Regions from separate parts of the Homo sapiens genome. Here region 2 is linked to region 1. A link is an interaction called in ENCODE POLR2A ChIA-PET data of the cell type or tissue named here. Cell type or tissue: B cell. All regions are shown on one strand. Each heading gives the region's core, and the rest is flanking DNA. Links, peaks and the distances in the headings are about the cores only. Region 1 overlaps BRD4 (bromodomain containing 4). Region 2 overlaps AKAP8 (A-kinase anchoring protein 8).

The links. ChIA-PET counts read pairs that join two places held together with the same protein. Peaks named below come from ENCODE experiments on the same cell type or tissue, not always from the same donor. Only the 100,000 strongest peaks of a DNase experiment are listed, where the experiment ranks them.
Region 2: POLR2A ChIA-PET joins it to region 1 with 8 read pairs; 18 of 35 experiments call an interaction of 5 or more read pairs at or near these places.

What each region holds. Positions count from the first base shown.
Region 1 is chr19:15,304,231-15,309,597 of GRCh38, reverse strand. All of the region lies in intron 1 of BRD4 (bromodomain containing 4), which reads left to right. Among named protein-coding and RNA genes, the nearest start is that of BRD4, 26 kb to the left of the region's middle. In B cell, for the core only: no CTCF peak of the experiment used is centred there; no DNase peak of the experiment used is centred there; H3K27ac peaks cover 1,558 bases.
Region 2 is chr19:15,358,613-15,363,979 of GRCh38, reverse strand. AKAP8 (A-kinase anchoring protein 8) reads left to right here. Exons shown (of 14, transcript NM_005858.4): 10 at 1,729-1,870; 11 at 2,158-2,251; 12 at 3,002-3,132; 13 at 4,918-5,013. It overlaps LOC124904643 (a long non-coding RNA gene), which reads right to left. Exons shown (of 4, transcript XR_007067146.1): 4 at 1,846-1,929. Among named protein-coding and RNA genes, the nearest start is that of AKAP8, 18 kb to the left of the region's middle. RefSeq lists an enhancer at 3,783-3,922. In B cell, for the core only: no CTCF peak of the experiment used is centred there; no DNase peak of the experiment used is centred there.

The sequences.
Region 1 (5,367 bases), core at 286-5,285:
ATGTAGAAATGTTTCCCTTTCTCTTGGCATATGCGTAGGGGAGGAATTTCTGGGACATTCATTATTTATGTTTTAACCTTTTGGAGGAACTGCCAGACTGTTTTACAGTGGCTGCCCCATTTTACATTGCTGGACATATGAGGGTTCCAGTTTCTCCACATCTTTGCCGACAATTGTTGTTTGTCTTTTAGATGATAGCAAAGATTCCTTTTAAACCTACCAGAGATTGACAGTTTGTTGGTTTTTTTTTTTTTTTTTTGGAGGTGGAGTCTTGCTCTGTCGCCCAGGCTGGAGTACAGTGGCACAATCTCTGCTCTGCTCACTGCAAGCTCCACCTCCTGGGTTCATGCCATTCTCCTGCCTCAGCCTCCCGAGTAGCTGGGATTACAGGCGCCCACCACCACGCCTGGCTAATTTTTTGTATTTTTAGTAGAGATGGGGTTTCGCCGTGTTAGCCAGGATGGTCTTGATCTGACCTTGTGATCTGCTCGCCTCAGCCTCCCAAAGTGCTGGGATTACAGGTGTGAGCCACCGCACCCGGCCCTAAAGTTTTTATTTTTGTTTGTTTGTTTGTTTGTTTGTTGAGATGGAGTCTTGCTCTGTCTCCCAGGCTGGAGTGCAGTGGTGCAATCTTGGCTCACTGCAACCTTCACCTGCTGGGTTGAAGCAATTCTCCTGCCTCAGGCTCCCAAGTAGCTGGGGCTACAGTCGTGTGCCACCATGCCCGGCTAATTTTTTGTATTTTTAGTAGAGACGGGGTTTCACCATGCTGGGCAGGCTGGTTTCAAACTCCTGACCTCGTGATCCTCCCGCCTCGGCCTCCCAAAGTGCTGGTATTACAAGTTTGAGCCACCGCGCCCAGCCCAGATGTTTAAAGTTTAAGGAGTTTCAGCTTATGTTTTTTGCCCCCTTTTTAAAAATTTATGTCCTCAATTTTTTTCTTACAAATTTTTATTTTTGCCACTTTCTTCATCCAGTGTCACAGCTTATACTATTACTTTTTTTTTTTTTTAGGTAGACTCTCGCTCTGTTGCCCAGGCGGGAGTGCAGTGGCGCAATCTTGGCTCACTGCAACGTCCGCTTCCTGGGTTCAAGCGATTGTTCTGCCTCAGCCTCCTGAGTAGCTGGGACTACAGGTGCACGCCACCACACCCAGCTAATTTTTGTATTTTTAGTAGAGACAGGGTTTCACCACATTGGCCAGTCTGCTCTCGAACTCCTGACATCGTAATTCACCCGCCTGGGCCTCCCAAAGTGCTGGGATTACAGGGGTGAGCCACCGCGCCCAGCCAACCTACCGTTTTAAGAGACGAGGTCTCCACTGTGTTGCCCAGGCTGGAGTACAGTGGTGAGTCACATGCATGACCCCACTGCTGATAGGTATGGGAGTTTTGACTTGCCCCCTTTCTTTTTTTTCTTCACTACGCGACCCACCCCCCCCCCCCCCCCCGGCCCCGCAACTTTTTTTTTTTTTTTTTTTTTGAGACGGAGTCTCACTCACTCTTTTGTGCAGGCTGGAGTGCAGTGGCACAGTCTTGGCTCACTGCAGCCTGTTTCCCGGGTTCAAGCAGTTCTTGTGCCACAGCCTCCTGAGTAGCTGAGATTACAGATGCCCGCCACCATGCCCAGTTAATGTTTGTATTTTAATATAGTTGGGGTTTTGCCTTGTTGGCCAGGCTGGTCTCGAACTCCCGGCCTCAAGCGATCCGCCCGCCAGGGCCTCCCAAAATGCTGGGATTACAAGTGTGAGCCACCACATCTGGCCGACCTGGGCTGGTTCACCCCTTCTTAGGCAATCTGGTAGTACCCACTCCTTGGAGGTCACCACACTGATGCCAAACGTAGTGCGGCCACCTGATTGGCACCATGCAATATAGCCCAGAACTCCTGGGCTCAGGACATCCTCTTCCCTCCTCAGCCTCTCAAGTAGTTGGGACTATAGGTGCTCACTTCCGCGCCCAGGCTTTTTTCCTTTTTGGCATTGTCTTGTCCTGGAAAGGGCATGAGATAGACTCAGTGTTGCATTTTGTGCTTAAAGATCTCTGTACCTCTGATGTGTTTTATATGGGCAATTAGAACTTGCTGAAAATGGAATATACTACCTAAGCAGGTGCACAGATGAGTACCACTGTGACTAGTGGTACTGAAGCTCAAAATGGACATTCACCCACTGGAATTTGGAGACATTGGCAGTGATCTGGAGCAGGTTGCTTAATCTTTGATCCTGTTTCCCTGTCAGTGAGATTGGGTAGCAGAAGCACTCCATCCACCTGTCAGAGTTAGCTCTGCTTGTTACTGATGAGGGTCAAGCACAGCAGAGGGAATTGCTCCTACCCACCCTGCAGCGCTCTTACTTCACTGAAGGTGCTGTAGGTGATTGACGGTGCAGTGTTTTGGTTAGCCTTTCAATTTTGAGTGATTCTGATTTGTGTCACTCAACTTGAGGAGACTTGGCCTGACCAGTTCAGTCACCTCTGCTTCCTGTGTGTGTTCCTTTCCCTACTTCATTTCCTTGCCCATCCTGAATTTTGAGTTTACCGGTTTTGTGTTTGTTGCATGTATAGGTATACCTCGTTTTATTGTGCTTTGCAGATAATTGCGGTTTTTTTATTTACAAATTGAGAATTTGTGGTGACCCTGCATTGAGCAAGTCTTTTATCAGTGCCATTTTTCCAACAGCGTGTGCTCACTTCATCTCTGTGTCACATTTTGGTAATGTGACCAACGTTTCAGACTATTATATCTGTTATGATTCGTGATCAGTGATTTTGGGTGTCATTATCATAGTTTTGGGGAACCACAAACCATGTCCATCTAAGAAGGTGAATTCAGTCTATAAATGTTTGTGTTCTGACTGCTCCAGCTACTGACTATTTCCCATCTCTTTTCCTCTCCTCAGACCTCTCTATTCCTTGAGACACAACTGTCTTAAAATTAGGCCGGTTAATAACCCTATAATAGCCTTTAAAGTGTTCAGATGAAAGGAAGGGTCTCGCGTCTCTCACACCAAGTCAGAAGCTAAAAATGGCCAGGCGTGGGGTTCATGCCTGTAATCCTAGCATTTTTTGGCAGGCGTAGGTGGGAGGATCGCTTGAGGACAAGAGTTTGAGACCAGCCTGGGCAACATAGTGAGGCCTCGTCTTCATAAAAAAAATGGAAAAAGTAGCCAGGCATGGTGGCACACGCCTGTGGTCCCAGCTACTTGGGAGGCTGAGATGGGAGGATTGCTTGAGCCTAGGAGGTTGAGGCTGCAGCGAGCTGTGATCATGCCACTGCACTCCAGCCTGGATGACAGAGCAATACCCTTTAACAACGCTAAAAGGCCAATAACATATTTTGAAAGCCAAAAGCTAGGCTGCTTAAGCCAGAGAGTTAGCCAGATTGTGAATGCAAAGGAGTTCTCGAAGGAAATTAAAAGTGTGACTCCAGTGAATGCCTGAGTGATAAGAAAGTGAAACAACCTTATTGCTGACATGGAGAAAGTTGTAGTGGTCTGGATAGATCAGGTCAGCTGCAATATTCCCTTAAGCCAAAGCCTAATCTAGCAAGGCCGTAGTAACTCTATTCAATTCTTTGGAGGCTGAAAGAGGTGAGAAAGCTGCAGAAGAAAAGTTTGAAGCCAGCAGAGGTTGGTTCATGAGGTTTAAGGAAAGAAGCCATCTCCAAAACATAAAAGTGCAAGGTGAAGCAGCAAGTGCTGATGGAAAAACTGTAGCAAGTTATCCAGATCTAGCTAAGATAATTGATAAAGGTGGCTACAGTAAACATTTTAGTGTAGACAAAATAGTTTATTGGAAGAAAATGCCATCTAGGCTTTTATAGCTGTAGAAAAATCAATACTTGGCTTCAAAGGACAGGCTGCCTCTCATTAGGGGCTACTGTAGCTGATGACTTTAAGTTGAAGCTACTGCTCATTAGCCATTCTGAATATCCAAGGACCTTAAGAATTATGGTAAATCTAAATTATGCTAAATCTACTCTGCCTGTGCTCTGTAAAGGGAAAAACAAAGTCTGGGTGACAGCACATCTGTTTACAGCATCATTTGCAGAATATTTTAAGCCCGCTGTTGAGACCTACTGCTTAGAAAAAATATTTTTCAAAATATTACAACTCATTGGTGATGCACCTTGTCACCCAAGACCTCTGATGGACATGCACAAGGAGGTGAATGTTTTCGTGCCTGCTAAAACATCCATACAGCAGCCCATGGATCAGTTTCACCTTTCAAGTCTTATTATTAAGAAATAACATTTCAGGCTGGGTGCTGTGGCTCATGCCTGTAATCCCAGCACTTGGGTAGCCAAGGCAGGTGGATCACCTGAGGTCAGGAGTTTGAGACCAGCCTGACTAACATGGAGAAACCCTGTCCCTACTAAAAATACAAAATTAGCCAGGCGTGGTGGCTCCTGCCTGGCTACTTGGGAGGCTGAGGTGGGAGAAATCCCAGCTACTCGGGAGGCTGAGGCGGGAGAATCGCTTGAACCCAGGAGGTGGAGGTTGTGGTGTGCTGAGATCGCGCCATTGCACTCCAGCCTGGGCAACAACTCCGTCTCAAAAAAAAAAAAAAAAAAAAGATGGTCTTAATTTTAATGTAGGTGAATTTATGAATCTTTGTTTTACGGTTGGTGGGAAGAACACTATCCTGAAGTGAAATATATTTTATATTTTCTTCTGGAAGTTGTAAGGTTTTGCCCTTCCAATTCATGCCCTTGATCCATCAGGAAATGATTTTTTGGGGGTATAAGGTGAGGAGTCAGGTGTGACCTTAGATGAATTACCGATTTCTTCTCGCATCAGCTTCCTTGGCTGCAAAACTGAGACCCTAATCCCTGCCCTGTGCGAGGTTCTTGTGAGGTCGGAATACAGCATACAGACACATTGAGCCCCATGTCTCAGTAAGCATTCAGTAATTGCTTGTTGGTTTAAGTCCAACCTTCTTCCCTAAGCATGTGGACACTCAGGGAAAGTTGGCGCTTAACTGGGAAAGTTGTTGCTCGTACATTGTCTGCCAGCTTACTACAAGCATCATGGCCAGGCTGGGTTTGGCTGCTCAGCACATCCCCTGGCAGGGCACTGGCGGCCTGGAAAATGTATAGCAGGCAGGTGCTCAGTCAGTCCTAGAGCTGATTTCATGTGATATCTGATGCATTTATTATAGAAATGAAAGCATAAAAATGTGTTTTAACTGTTTCCTACTCCCCCGGCACAGTGACAAGGCTGATTCCAGGCACAGCTTGGTTAGGCCAGCACTTGTAACTATGGTGGGGAGCCTCGAGGCACTGAGTGAGCTCAGCCTCCTTGGGCAGAAAAGCTTGTTTAGTTATTGCCAGCACACACTGTGTGTTCCTGTGGGCAAACAAACAGAC
Region 2 (5,367 bases), core at 130-5,129, 55 kb before region 1:
TGGTGACGACTCTTGGCATGCTGCCTTCAAGCATCTGTTTAACAAAGCACATCTTGCACCGCCCTTAATCCATTTAACCCTGAGTGGACACAGCACATGTTTCAGAGAGCACAGGGTTGGGGGTAAGGTCACAGATCAACAGGATCCCAAGGCAGAAGAATTTTTCTTAGTATAGAACAAAATGAAAAGTCTCCCACGTCTACCTCTTTCTACACAGACACAGCAACCATCCGATTTCTCAATCTTTTCCCCACCTTTCCCGCCTTTCTATTCCACAAAACCGCCATTGTCATCATGGCCCGTTCTCAATGAGCTGTTGGGTACACCTCCCAGACAGGGTGGTGGCTGGGCAGAGGGGCTCCTCACTTCCCAGTAGGGGCGGCCGGGCAGAGGCGCCCCTCACCTCCTGGACGGGGCGGCTGGCTGGGCGAGGGGGCTGACCCCCCCACCTCCCTCCCGGACGGTGCGGCTGGCCGGGCGGGGGGCTGACCCCCCCCACCTCCCTCCCGGACGGGGCGGCTGGCCGGGCAGGGGGGCTCCTCACTTCCCAGTAGGGGCGGCCGGGCAGAGGCGCCCCTCACTTCCCGGACGGGGCGGCTGGCCGGGCGGGGGGCTGACCCCCCCCCACCTCCCTCCCGGACGGAGCGGCTGGCCGGGCAGAGGGTCTCCTCACTTCCCAGTAGGGGCGGCTGGGCAGAGGCGCCCCTCACCTCCCAGACGGGGCGGCTGGCCGGGCGGGGGGCTGATCCCCCCACCTCCCTCCCGGACAAGGTGGCTGCCGGGCGGAGACGCTCCTCACTTCCCAGACGGGGTGGCTGCTGGGCGGAGGGGCTCCTTACTTCTCAGACGGGGCGGCTGCCGGGCGGAGGGGCTCCTCACTTCTCAGACGGGGCGGTTGCCAGGCAGAGGGTCTCCTCACTTCTCAGACAGGGCGGCCAGGCAGAGACGCTCCTCACATCCCGGACGGGGCGGCAGGGCAGAGGTGCTCCCCACATCTCAGACAATGGGCGGCTGGGCAGAGACGCTCCTCACTTCCCAGATGTGATGGCGGCCGGGAAGAGGCGCTCCTCACTTCCTAGATGGGATGGCGGCCGGGCAGAGACGCTCCTCACTTTCCAGACTGGGCAGCCAGGCAGAGGGGCTCCTCACATCCCAGACGATGGGCGGCCAGGCGGAGACGCTCCTCACTTCCCAGACGGGGTGGCGGCCGGGCAGAGGCTGCAATCTCGGCACTTTGGGAGGCCAAGGCAGGCGGCTGGGAGGTGGAGGTTGTAGCGAGCCGAGATCACGCCACTGCACTCCAGCCTGGGCACCATTGAGCACTGAGTGAACGAGACTCCGTCTGCAATCCCGGCACCTCGGGAGGCCGAGGCTGGCGGATCACTCGCGGTTAGGAGCTGGAGACCAGCCCGGCCAACACAGCGAAACCCCGTCTCCACCAAAAAAATACGAAAACCAGTCAGGCGTGGCGGCGCGCGCCTGCAATCGCAGGCAGTAGGCAGGCTGAGGCAGGAGAATCAGGCAGGGAGGTTGCAGTGAGCCGAGATGGCAGCAGTACCGTCCAGCTTCGGCTCGGCATCAGAGGGAGACCGTGGGGAGAGGGAGAGGGGGAGGGGGAGAGCTGAAAATCCTGTTTCTATTTCAGCTCTCCTCAGAGGTGAGCTGATGCCCCCTGCTTCACTCGCTGATGCTCCCTGCTTCACTCCCCTCCTTGTTTTCCTTCTACAGAATTCAGTTTGCCTGTTCTGTATGCAAGTTCCGTAGCTTTGATGACGAAGAGATCCAGAAGCATCTGCAAAGCAAATTTCACAAAGAGACCCTGCGGTTCATAAGCACCAAGCTGCCCGACAAGACCGTGGAGTTCCTCCAGGTAAAGGAAACCTGGGCCCCGTCACCGCGTCTCTTGCCCATCCCGCAGGTGCCGGATCCCTTGAAGGAGGAAGGGAAATCAGAGGCTATACTTGGCCAAGGTTTCCTTTCCCAGATAGAGTAGCTGTGTAAGTCCCTGAGTCACAGGGACAACCGGGAGCTCCAGCCATCGTGCTGTGCTGCCCCACGCAGCTGCTCTGATAGCTGCCTGCCTAGCCCTGGCAGTTGAGAAATGCCCACATGCGCCCACCTCTCATTTTACTTTATGCCCTCTCCAATCCCACCTAGGAATACATTGTAAACAGAAATAAGAAAATTGAGAAGCGGCGTCAGGAATTGATGGAGAAAGAAACCGCAAAACCAAAACCAGATCCTTTCAAAGGTGAGTTGTCATCCCAGGATGAGTGCTTTCCTGGATGGTAGTAAGGCATGTGACAGGACCCGTAAAACGTGGCACGAGGCCGGGCACGGTGGCTCACACCTGTAATCCCAGCACTTTGGGAGGCTGAGGCAGGCGGATCATGAGGTCAGGAGATCAAGGCCATCCTGTCTGACACGGTGAAACCCCGTCTCTACTAAAAAAATACAAAAAATTAGCCGGGCGTGGTGGCGGGCACCTGTAGTCCCAGCTACTTGGGAGGCTGAGGCAGGAGAATGGTGTCAACCTGGGAGTCAGAGCTTGCAGTGAGCCAAGATTGCACCACTGCACTCCAGCCTAGGCGACAGAGCAAGACTCTGTCTCAAAAAAAAAAAAAAAAAAAGTGGCATGAAGCCAGCCCAAGTTGGCTGAGAAGGTGATGACGAGACCCGTGGGAAGAGCGCTCAGCAGCAATGGAAAGAAACCTTCGGATGTGGCCTTGCATAGATTGCAGCTTATATCAGTGACATTAAGCACTTTCATATCTTTTCCTCCTTGGTTTGAAAAGAAACAACCAGGAGGAACAGAAAAGCTGAAAAGTGCAGAATTCACAGCTATAGAGGCCGATGTGCTGACCCATACTCCCCATAGAAAGGCAGGCTGTGCCCTTCTGATTCCTTAGAGTTGCAGGGAGAAAACGTGGGCCCAGATGGGGAGTAGGAGGAAAGCATCACTTGCTGTCCCAGATCCTACAAGACATGCGTTTCCTGGCAGGGATTGGCCAGGAGCACTTCTTCAAGAAGATCGAGGCTGCTCACTGCCTGGCCTGCGACATGCTAATTCCTGCACAGCCGCAGCTCCTCCAGCGGCACCTGCACTCCGTGGACCACAATCACAACCGCAGGGTGAGTCTTCCTCCCCACACTGCCTGGGGTGCTCATTGCAGGGCTGCGGCTCAGAGCCTGCTGTGTCTTATGGGGAATAACAACATCTTTAGGGGTTCTTGCTATGTTTCAAGTCTATCACTTCCATCGATGGGTCGTAAGATTCGTCTCAATTTTTATAAAAATGTGAGAAAATGTGTTGCTTAGACTCGATTAAATGCAGTAGCTGAGATTCTCCTGATAGTGTTTCCACGTTGGTCAGTTTTCCCACTAGCGGAAGGCCTGGGGGCTTCCATAAGCTGAGACCGAAGGGCCATTGAAAGCTGAGTGGCCCAGGGGACTTGGACTAAAGGACTGGTTCTGTCCTTACCTAGCTGCTGGGGCTTCAGGCTAAATGTTGAGCCCAGGGGTCAAGTGTTGAAGATGCTGGAAAAATACCTTATTTTGTAAAGAGTCAGATCATGAGTATTTTTAGCATTGCAGACCATAGAGGCCCTATCCAGCAACAGCTCTACCTGCTGTCAGTGCAGAAAAGCAGACAGTGAAGAGTGCCTGTGGCTGCGTTTGCTCTGCAGCCTGTCACTTTCTGGCCCTGGGTTAGCAGCTCTCTCCTTAGTTTACTCAGCTATTAAATGGGGAGGTCAAGAGCTGCTCACCCATCTCACAGTACTGTGTTTTGGTTTTGGTTTTGGTTTTGGTTTTTTGGTTTACGTTTTTGTTTTTTTGTTTTTTTTTTACGGAGTTTCACTCTTGTTGCCCAGGCTGGAGTGCAGTGGCACGATCTCAGTTCACTGCAACTTCTGCCTCCCAGGTTCAAGCAATTCTCCAGCCTCAGCCTCCTAAGTAGCTGGGATTACAGGCGCCCACCACAATGCCCGGCTAATTTTTTGTATTTTTAATAGAGACGGGGTTTCACCATGTTGGCCAGGCTGGTCTTGAACTCCTGACCTCAGGTGATCCACCCGCCTCAGCCTCCCAGAGTGCTGGGATTACAGGTGTGAGCCACTGCACCCAGCCCCAGTACTGTTAAAGATCAGCTGAAAAGCAGTATACAAACAAGGGACCATTGTGCAAACAAGTCAGGCTCTAAAACAGAGACTTGGTGCAGTCATGGTTGTGTGTTTGTTTTTTGTTTTTGTTTTTGTTTTTAATTTTATTTTTTGAGACAGAGTCTCACTCCATTGCCCAGGCTGGAATGCAGTGGTACAATCTCAGCTGATTGCAACCTCCATCTCCCAAATTCTCATGCCTCAGTCTCCTGAGTAGCTGGGATTACGGGTGTGCACCACCACACCCAGCTAATTTTTATATTTTGTAGACAGGGTTTCACCATGATGGCCAGGCTTGTCTCGAACTCCTGGCCTCAAGTGATCCACATGCCTCAGCCTCCCAACGTGCTAGGATTACAGGCATGAGCTGCCACACCCAGCATATTCATACTTTTGTTGTTGAACTTATGAAATCAATGTAACCCCAAAAACTGAAAAGAAAGAGCTTGTCCTTTTCCTCCACTGAGTCCACACAGCCTTTCATTTGTAAATGCTCTTGTTTCACCCCCAATTCTGCATGTGCTACATGGGTATCAGTGGTGCATCTTTGCATTTATCTCTTAAGATTGCCTAGCTTTTCCAGTTTGTTAGTCTTGGTTGCACAGTCTCTGGAGCCTTCTATTCTTGGAGGCTGGCGTTTTGAGATTCGCTTCTCTGCATAGGGCTGATCTCAGGATGACTCGGCAGAGCCTGGCTGGTTTATTCTCTTCCTTAATCTTTGCCATTTTTAAGAGCTCACATTTGGTTCCCTTTGCAGTTGGCTGCTGAACAGTTCAAGAAAACCAGTCTCCATGTGGCTAAGAGTGTTTTGAACAACAGACATATAGTGAAGATGCTGGAAAAATACCTCAAGGTTTGTGCTTGCAAGTACCACAGACAGGAAAAGCTTTCAAAAGGGAAGATGAACCCCAGGAGCAGGGAGTTGAATCCAGAGTGCAGCATTTAGCATTTCTGAGTCTTTTGACAGTTGAGGGACACTGGAATGCATCAAGCTCAGGAACATGACAACTGGGATTTCTAATGAGTCAGTGCTTGCCTGGGGACTCTGGGGATGTGGCGCTGCTTGATTAATCAGTGCGTAATGGATTTTTACCATGAAAAATCCTGATTGTTTAGCCTTAAAATTCTGAGCAAATGATGGTTAGGTGATTTTTTAAGAAAAACCCAAGGCTAGCCCTACTCGGGAAGCTGGGATGGGAGGATTGCT